Regions from separate parts of the Homo sapiens genome. Here region 1 is linked to region 2. Evidence: chromatin contacts called from ENCODE Hi-C or POLR2A ChIA-PET data. All regions are on one chromosome and are shown on one strand. Each heading gives the region's core, a stretch centred on a gene start or an enhancer-like site at or near the end of the contact. The rest is flanking DNA. Distances are from core to core; before and after follow the strand shown. Region 1 has its middle 15 kb from the start of MYO18A. Region 2 overlaps ANKRD13B (ankyrin repeat domain 13B).

What was found. A loop is a pair of places that touch in the nucleus more often than their neighbours do. ChIA-PET counts read pairs that join two places held with the same protein, here RNA polymerase II (POLR2A). Pooled maps may share reads with other maps.
Region 1: a loop to region 2 is called in a pooled map, with 2.5 times the contacts of the local background. The contact joins two enhancer-like sites. A Hi-C loop is called at or near these places in 2 of 50 pooled maps. POLR2A ChIA-PET finds 5 or more read pairs at or near these places in 3 of 52 experiments (K562 and WTC11).

Annotation. Positions count from the first base shown.
Region 1 is chr17:29,193,619-29,197,433 of GRCh38, reverse strand. It overlaps the pseudogene LOC100421028. Among named protein-coding and RNA genes, the nearest start is that of MYO18A, 15 kb to the right of the region's middle. Within about 2 kb of position 1,538, at least 6 of the 41 ENCODE cell types and tissues checked have a DNase peak (open chromatin) inside an H3K27ac peak, as active enhancers do.
Region 2 is chr17:29,612,093-29,615,519 of GRCh38, reverse strand. It overlaps ANKRD13B (ankyrin repeat domain 13B), which reads right to left. Exons shown (of 15, transcript NM_152345.5): 11 at 3,247-3,404; 12 at 2,966-3,118; 13 at 2,705-2,868; 14 at 2,557-2,633; 15 at 759-2,166. The coding sequence ends at 1,938. It overlaps CORO6 (coronin 6), which reads left to right. Exons shown (of 11, transcript NM_032854.4): 11 at 1-758. Among named protein-coding and RNA genes, the nearest start is that of CORO6, 9.1 kb to the left of the region's middle. RefSeq lists enhancers at 1-380, 1,246-2,109 and silencers at 386-455, 1,784-1,893, 2,054-2,283. Within about 2 kb of position 2,004, at least 8 of the 41 ENCODE cell types and tissues checked have a DNase peak (open chromatin) inside an H3K27ac peak, as active enhancers do.

The DNA.
Region 1 (3,815 bases), core at 289-2,788, 420 kb after region 2:
GGACCCAGGCTGGGGCCCCTTGGGGCTTCTTTCTTTCTAGAGGGGCAGCTCTTAGTAGGAGAGGAGGTTTTTCCCCAAATGCCTTGGGGCTGCCACCTGGTACCCCAGCCTGCAGTCATACAGGGTCCTGGCTGTCTGCACTGCCCACGTGGTGCTGCGGGCCTGCATGGAGCTGGCCTTCCTGGTGGGGTCTACTCTCTGGGTGTGATATGCCATGGTTGCTTCACTGCCACTCCTCCCCTGTCCCTCCAGTCCTGACTGCTTTGTGTCCAGAGCCATGAGGAAGAAAATCTTCCTGAACTTCATGTGCAGGTGGGGTTGGGCTGCTTCCTCCTGAACCCGATGGAGTTGTGCTACCTGGGCTGGGTCTTCCCTTGCCAGGCACGCTCTGTGGCCTGCACCAGCTAGTGCTACTTCTGCTCCACTGTGATGAGGAAGGACCGTGCTCCAGGTGCCCTCCTGCTGGTGAGTGCCCCAGCAGTGCAGGCCCCAGCACCGCACGCCCCATGCTCACTGCCCGGTGGTGACAAGCAGCTGGCTTAGGGTAGCAGCAGAGACCTGACACTCCCCCCCAGCAATGCCACTCAGCAAAAAAATCCTGCCATCCTGCTTGGTCTTTGAGGGTGGGGAATGTGGAGTGGGAGTGGAAAACCCTGCTTCTTTCTGAAGATGTTACCTCAACAGACACAGTTTAGTGAAGTGATGAAGAGTGAGGCCTCTGGAACCCAGGTTCAAATCCCAGCTCTGCCATTTACCAGTGGTGTAACCTCAGACAAATTGCTTAACTTCTCTGTACCCCAGTTTCTCTAACTGAAAAACGGAAATCATAATAGATCCTCACTCCTACTTCATAGGAATGCTGTGAGGGTGAAATGAGTTTATACATGTAAAGTGCTTATAGATAGTAGCTGGTAACAAACGTTAGCCATTTGTATTAACCTCAGCTGCCTACAGCGTTGCTTTTGCTTGCCTAGCTTCCTGGGCCACCCACAATTGTGGAATCTATTGTCAATTCCTCCCTCAGTTGCTCTTACGGCTGTTGGAAGCCAAGTCCCCACACATTCTTCCTTGTAAGTCTCTCCTACACCTGTCCCCTCTGTTGGGTCCCCAAGTCATCTTCCTTGTTCAAGTTTGTATTTTCGGCCCCCTGCACTGCTGTTGCTGAACCTGCCAGGCACCTCTCTGCCTGCACTGCCCTTTCCTCTATTCCAACATACACCTGCCTCGCTGTGGAATCTCCTTGAATTAATCACTTAAAGTTCCTATGCCTGGAAACCAGCATCTTCCATGAGCCAGCCTGGACCTCCTTTTCTAGCCGGATCACCTACTTTTTCCAAAGAAGCCCTCCATTCTAGCCACACCAGGAGCTGTGCCTGGGGCTCCCTCCCCTACCTCCCACCCTTTGCTTGTGTTCCCTCCCGGGGACCTCTGACGTGGGAGGCTTCAGGACTAAGTTCGAATCCTGCCCCGCCACTCGGTGGTTGTGTGAGCTTGCGTAAGCTACTTGGTCTTCTGGTGATCAGTTTCCTGCTGTGTCAGAAGAGACTAATCATACTTTCTTCACAGGGTCATTGTGAGGATTAAACAAGATACTCTGAGTAAAGTGCAAGGCACACAATGTTCATCAATGAGTAGTAGATGCCATGATTATCACCTACATTCTACTATTATTGCTCAGATACTACCTTTTTTCTGTGCAACGTTCCTTGACCACTGCTCTGATTTTTTTCCTCTGTGCCTCCAAGGCAATTTCACTTAACAATTAGTCACGCAGTATTTTGTGACTTCCCCTTTACTGTGGTCTTCAGCAGTTATTTAAATCCCATCCTGCTGTGTAACTTTGCACATGTCTCTCATTGGTCTTTCATCTCAGTTGCAAGGAGGGGTGGTGACGATGTGCTTTGCAGGAAGAGGACACAAGCTTCTGCTCCCAGCTTAGCACTTTGCGTGGAATAGGAGCTCAACTCATATATGCCGATTTAATTAATTTTGAAATCTTTAGGCTACAATTAGAACTGAGTCCAGACTGAGCTGTACTTGAGGCATGTCAGAAAAGCAGAGTGACAGACATTCCTCCAGTGTCTTCCACAACTTGGGCCGATTTCTAACAATCCTTTAACAACTAAAAAAGTTCCTTGCAGGGTCTAATTTCAGTCCTGCTTGCTGCAATTGAAGCTGCTTTTCAGCCTCAGATTATTGATGTCTAGGTCCTAAAAAGTGTGTGTGGCGGGGGCGGCAGGCGCAGTGGCTCACGCCTGTAATCCCAGCATTTTGGGAGGCCAAGGCGGGCAGTTGCCTGAAGTTGGGAGTTCGAGACCAAGCTGGCTAACATGGTGAAACCCCGTCTCTACTAAAAATAAAAAAATTAGCCAGGCATGGTGGTGCACGCCTGTAGTCTCTGCTACTCAGGAGGCTGAGGCAGGAGAATCACTTGAATCCAGGAGGCGGAGGTTGCAGTGAGCCGAGATCACACCTCTGAACTCCAGCTTGGGAGACACAGCAAGACTCCATCTCAAAAAAAAAAAAAAAAGTGAGGGGGACAATATCTAGGATAATTGGAGATGTCAACCTCCTGTGACCCAGCAATTCTATTCCTAAATATATGCACCAGAAAATATCTTGCACAGTGAGCACCTGAAGATATGTCTCACAATGTTCATAGCAGCATTATTTTGCAAATAGCAAAAACCAGAAACAACCATGAATATTTATCAACAGAATAGACAGACTGTGTTATATTCACATCATGGAATATTATACAACAGTGAAATGAATAAATTAGAGCTAATCATATTAATAGGAATCTTTCTTCTTTATTTTGTTATTCTTTTTTTAAAAATAATAGGAATCTTTCAATGATGAGCAAAAAGAGCAAGTTTCAGAAGAGTAATGACAGTGTGGTATTATTTTTACAAACTAGGTAAAATAATATTTTATATTGTTTGAGGATATATGCTATGTAATAAAAGCGTATGGAAGTGCATGGAAATAACAAACATCCAATTCAGAATAGTGGTTGCCCCTGGGAAGGGGGAGGATAATGCAGGGTGGTACTGAGTGTTCAAACTGAGTTTGAGTAATTCTTTCTTTCTTTCTTTACCTCCCTCCCTCTTTCCCTCCCTCCCTTCCTTCCTTCCTTCCTTTCTTCCTTCCTTTGTTCCTTTTCTTGGGATGGAGTTTCGCTCTTGTTGCCTAGGCTGGAGTGCAATGGTGCGATCTCAGCTCACCGCAACCTCCGCCTCCTGGGTTCAATCGATTCTCCTGCCTCAGCCTCCCAAGTAGCTGGAATTACAGGCATGCGCCACCAAGCCAGCTAATTTTGTATTTCTAGTAGAGACAGGGTTTCTCCATGTTGGCCAGGCTGGTCTTGAACTCCTGACCTCAAGTGATCTGCCCGTCTCGGCCTCCCAAAGTGCTGGGATTACAGACGTGAGCTACTGCACCCAGCTATTGTTTAATTTTTTAATTTTTTGTAGAGATGGGGTCTCCCCATGTGCCCAGGCTCATCTTGAACTCCTGAGATCAAGTGATCCTCCTGCCTTGGCCTCCTAAAGTGCTGGGATTATAGGTGTGAGCTACCGCACCCAGCCCAGATAGATTTCTATGTAGAGCCATTTTCCAAGGAAAGAATAATGGAGACATAACCTGGTTTTGTTCATTCTGTCTCTGCTGGGAGGATTATAGCCCCCCTCTATAAGTGGGAACTCTGAGCTGGAGACAGGTGACAGGATTTGCTGGATGCTATGTGGGAAATCAGGAGACCCTGCTGGTTACTCTTTCTTTGGAACAAACTGGATTTGTGGAAATTACTTGTG
Region 2 (3,427 bases), core at 755-3,254:
ACTCGGCTGGAGCTGGCCTAGGGAGGCCTGGGGTAACCTGGGGGGCTCAGCAATGGTGCTGCACGGCGAGGTGGTGTCCCCCTTTGTCCTCCGCCCAGGGCAGGGAAAGTGCTTAGTATTAGCGTGATGCTTGGGGTTATTGGAGCCTGAGCTTGACCTCAAACGGGTGGCGATTTGATGGGTACCCCCAGGCTGGGGAAAATGACAGCGCTTCTCCTAATCAGCTCACTGGATTCCATCACCCTGAGCGGTAAACCAGATGGGCGTCACCCCAGTTCTGCAGACACATACACAACCCGTTTGCTGCAGAGCCGGACCCAGTGGCTACACCCACAGCGGTCTGTGGTAGAGAACTCTCTTCCTTCTTTCCACCGACAGGGGCGAGGGCTGCTTCCTCGCGGCAGCCCCCGCGAAGAAATCTCGAGAGAACTGGCATGAGGAGTTAGGTTCATCACAAATACACACACACTGCCCCCAACCCTCTGCCGTTGCCTCTCTCAGAAAAACAAGACGTACTGAATGAAATATTTTACTAAGCGTTCAGTCTGTGCCTCCTGCATGGGTGGGAGTGAGGGGAACGAGACCCCCAGCCTCTGCAAATGCTACCCCCAGGCTCCTGGGAGACCTGGCGATGCACTCCTGGGCTCAGGGTCCATCAGGCAGCCTCTTACCCTAGAGCTCTCTCCACTCTGAGGTTCAGAAGGACCCCAACCCACACCGTAGGCGTTCCCCCCAAGTAAAGTTAGGTAGCAAAAGCCTCCGGTATGAAGCCTCTTTTATTTGTGCCTCAGAATCAGTCTGGTGCCCCTGGCATCAGGGAAGGGGGTGGGAGGAACAGTTTCTCTTTGTTCTTTTCTTCCATCCCTCTTTGTGTCCCTTCTGAGCCTCACTGGCTGAGCCGGGAAGGCCAGTCCCAGACAGGCCCGGGACAAGGGTGTGCGGTGGGCCCCTGCCCCTGGCGGGGTCTGTGCTTCTCTGGGTGGGTGAGGTGGGGCAGGGGAGAGCCGGGGGTTAGCACCATTGGATGAAGGGTTTTAGAGTCAGTCTCCGTGTGGGGGCAAGTGGGATGTACAACCACAGAGGCTAGCAGCAGCTGGTGGGAAGGGGTGGGGGTGGCGCCAGGGCCCTGGGCGAGCCCTTTGTGTCCAGTCTACTTGGGTCTAGTGCTTACCCCAGCCCAATATGCTCCCCACTCTCCGAGGCACCATGAGGGAGTCAGGGCTTGCACAGGCCAGGGGGCTACGTTGGACACACTCCCTGATCACAAAAAAAAAAAAAAAAAAATGTGCCTTGGGGGATGGGACTCCAACTTCTGGCTGCCCAAGGAGAAGCTGGAACCACCCTGAGACCCAGGACGGGTGTGGGGGCTGGGGGAGCCGGGTACCCCGCTAAGTGCACTTGACGCTGAAATGCCGGGGTGGGGGAGGGGCTGGGCCCTAGACGTGCTGGTTTGTGTCTGGAACAAAGCAGTGACACAGCACGCGGGGAGCTCAGCTGCCCCCCAGGAGTGAAGAGCAGAGATGCAAAGGCTTCAGGGGCAGTGTCCTGGAGTGGGGTTAGTGAACAGAAATGCGGACCGGCCAGAAGGAGCAAGGGATAGGGACAGCGCTCCTCTAAGGATTCATCTCCCCCTCAGGACCGCCTGGCTCCGCCCTAGGACAGGACAGATCTGAGCCCAGGGGAGCGGGTTGGGGAATCAGAATACAGCAAAGCAGGGGGACCAGGCCGTGCCAGTTGCCTCCAGGGCCCTGGCCTGGGAAGGTACCCCGCGGCCATGCCGAATCCCTCCCCGAACCGTGCCTGCTGTGCTGCTGCACCCGCGAGGCGGTGGCTCCAGTCTCCAGCCGCCGCTCTGCAGGCGCGCAGGCCGGGGTTTGTCTGGCTCCTGGCCCTGGGCGTGGCGCGCGTGGCGCTGGCGAGGGTCCCGGCAGGGGGCGCTACTGCTCGGTCAGTGAGAGCCTCAGGATGCGCTCCAGCTCCTCCTCCTCCTGGCGCGCGCGCCGCCGCCTCTCCTCCTGCTCCTGCGCCGACAGTTCCATCGCCAGCCGCAGCTGCTCGTCGTAGCTCCGGAACACGTGGCCGCCGGAACCTGGCCCTGAGCTGGGCCGAGGGCTGGGCACTGACGCCGGGGGCGCAGGCTGGCGCTGCGGCGTGGGCGGGGCGCTCCTGGGGGTGGGGAAGGAATGTCGCGGGCTCCCGGGCGCACCCACCCACCGGCCGGGGCCGGGACACGGCGTGGAGGCTCCAGGGCGGCCCGCGGCCACCACCCTCTAGTGGAGGCGGTCAGTCCCGCGGCGTCCTGGCCCCCACCTGGTCGTGGCGGAGCCCAGACCCTACCAAGTTCTCCCCGTCAATGCCTGGGGAGAGTCTGAACTCCGCGGTGAAGCCTGGATCCCTGACCCCTGCCTGCCGCCTCGGAGGCAGGAGTGGTGGCAGAAGCCATCCCGATACCAGGAGGGTCCCTGCCGAGGGCCCCGCGGGTTCTCCGGCTGTGTCCTGGCTTAGGGGAGACAGGATCCTCTCCGGAGGATTCTCTCCGGCCCAGCGGGCACTGACCTGTCCTGTCGGCGACCCTCGTAGGACATGGGGTGGGTGCCTGGCTTGCTGTTGGTTAGCGCCTCCCAGATGGTGACCTGCGGGGAGGCGTGGGCGTTAGCCGTGGCGGCGCGGAGTCCCGTGGCCCCGCGCGCCCGCGGAGACGCACCTGGTCATACTCACTGCCCGCCTCAAGCAGGCTCTGCTGGATGGCGAATTGCAGCAGGTCGTCGTCGTCGTCCCGGGTCGCCGCCTCCCGCTGGCCGCCCATCATGCTGTAGCCGCGCGGGGCCTCGAACAACGCTGGGGAGATCTCGCAGCCGCGGCAGGAGGCTGGGGGCGCGGGGGCTGGGTCAGGCACGGCCGGGCGCGCCCCTCCCACCCACCCCGGGGAGAGCCGAGGGGCAGGCGTTCTCGCGGGGGGCCTCACTCGTGGAGCTGGAGCTGCTGACGCTGGAGGAGTCGCTGCCTGGGGAAGGCGTCTCGCTGCTGGGGCTGCCTCGCACCGATGGCACCGGTTCGTCGCAGCCGTTGAGGTTCCCGAAGGTGATGCGGGCGTTGAGGATGTGGAAGATCGGGATTTCTGAGGATGAGGAAACCTTTAGGCGCCACCACTCAGCCCCTCACACCTCAGCCTCAGCCCCACCCCGACCTCATCTAAACCCCGGTCGGCCCGCCACGGGCTCAGGAGAAATGGCCGTGCGGTCTCACCAATCTTAACTGGGAAGCCAGGAGGCAGACGCAGGGTGATGAAGTCCCGGAGCTTGGCAAAAAGCGCATTGCTGACGGCCATGAGGTCAATGATGGGGGCCACCTGCTCACACAGGGACAGGGGATGCTCCTCACACAGCCACAGCTTGGCCTTGAACCTGCCCCCACCAGATCCCAAGGG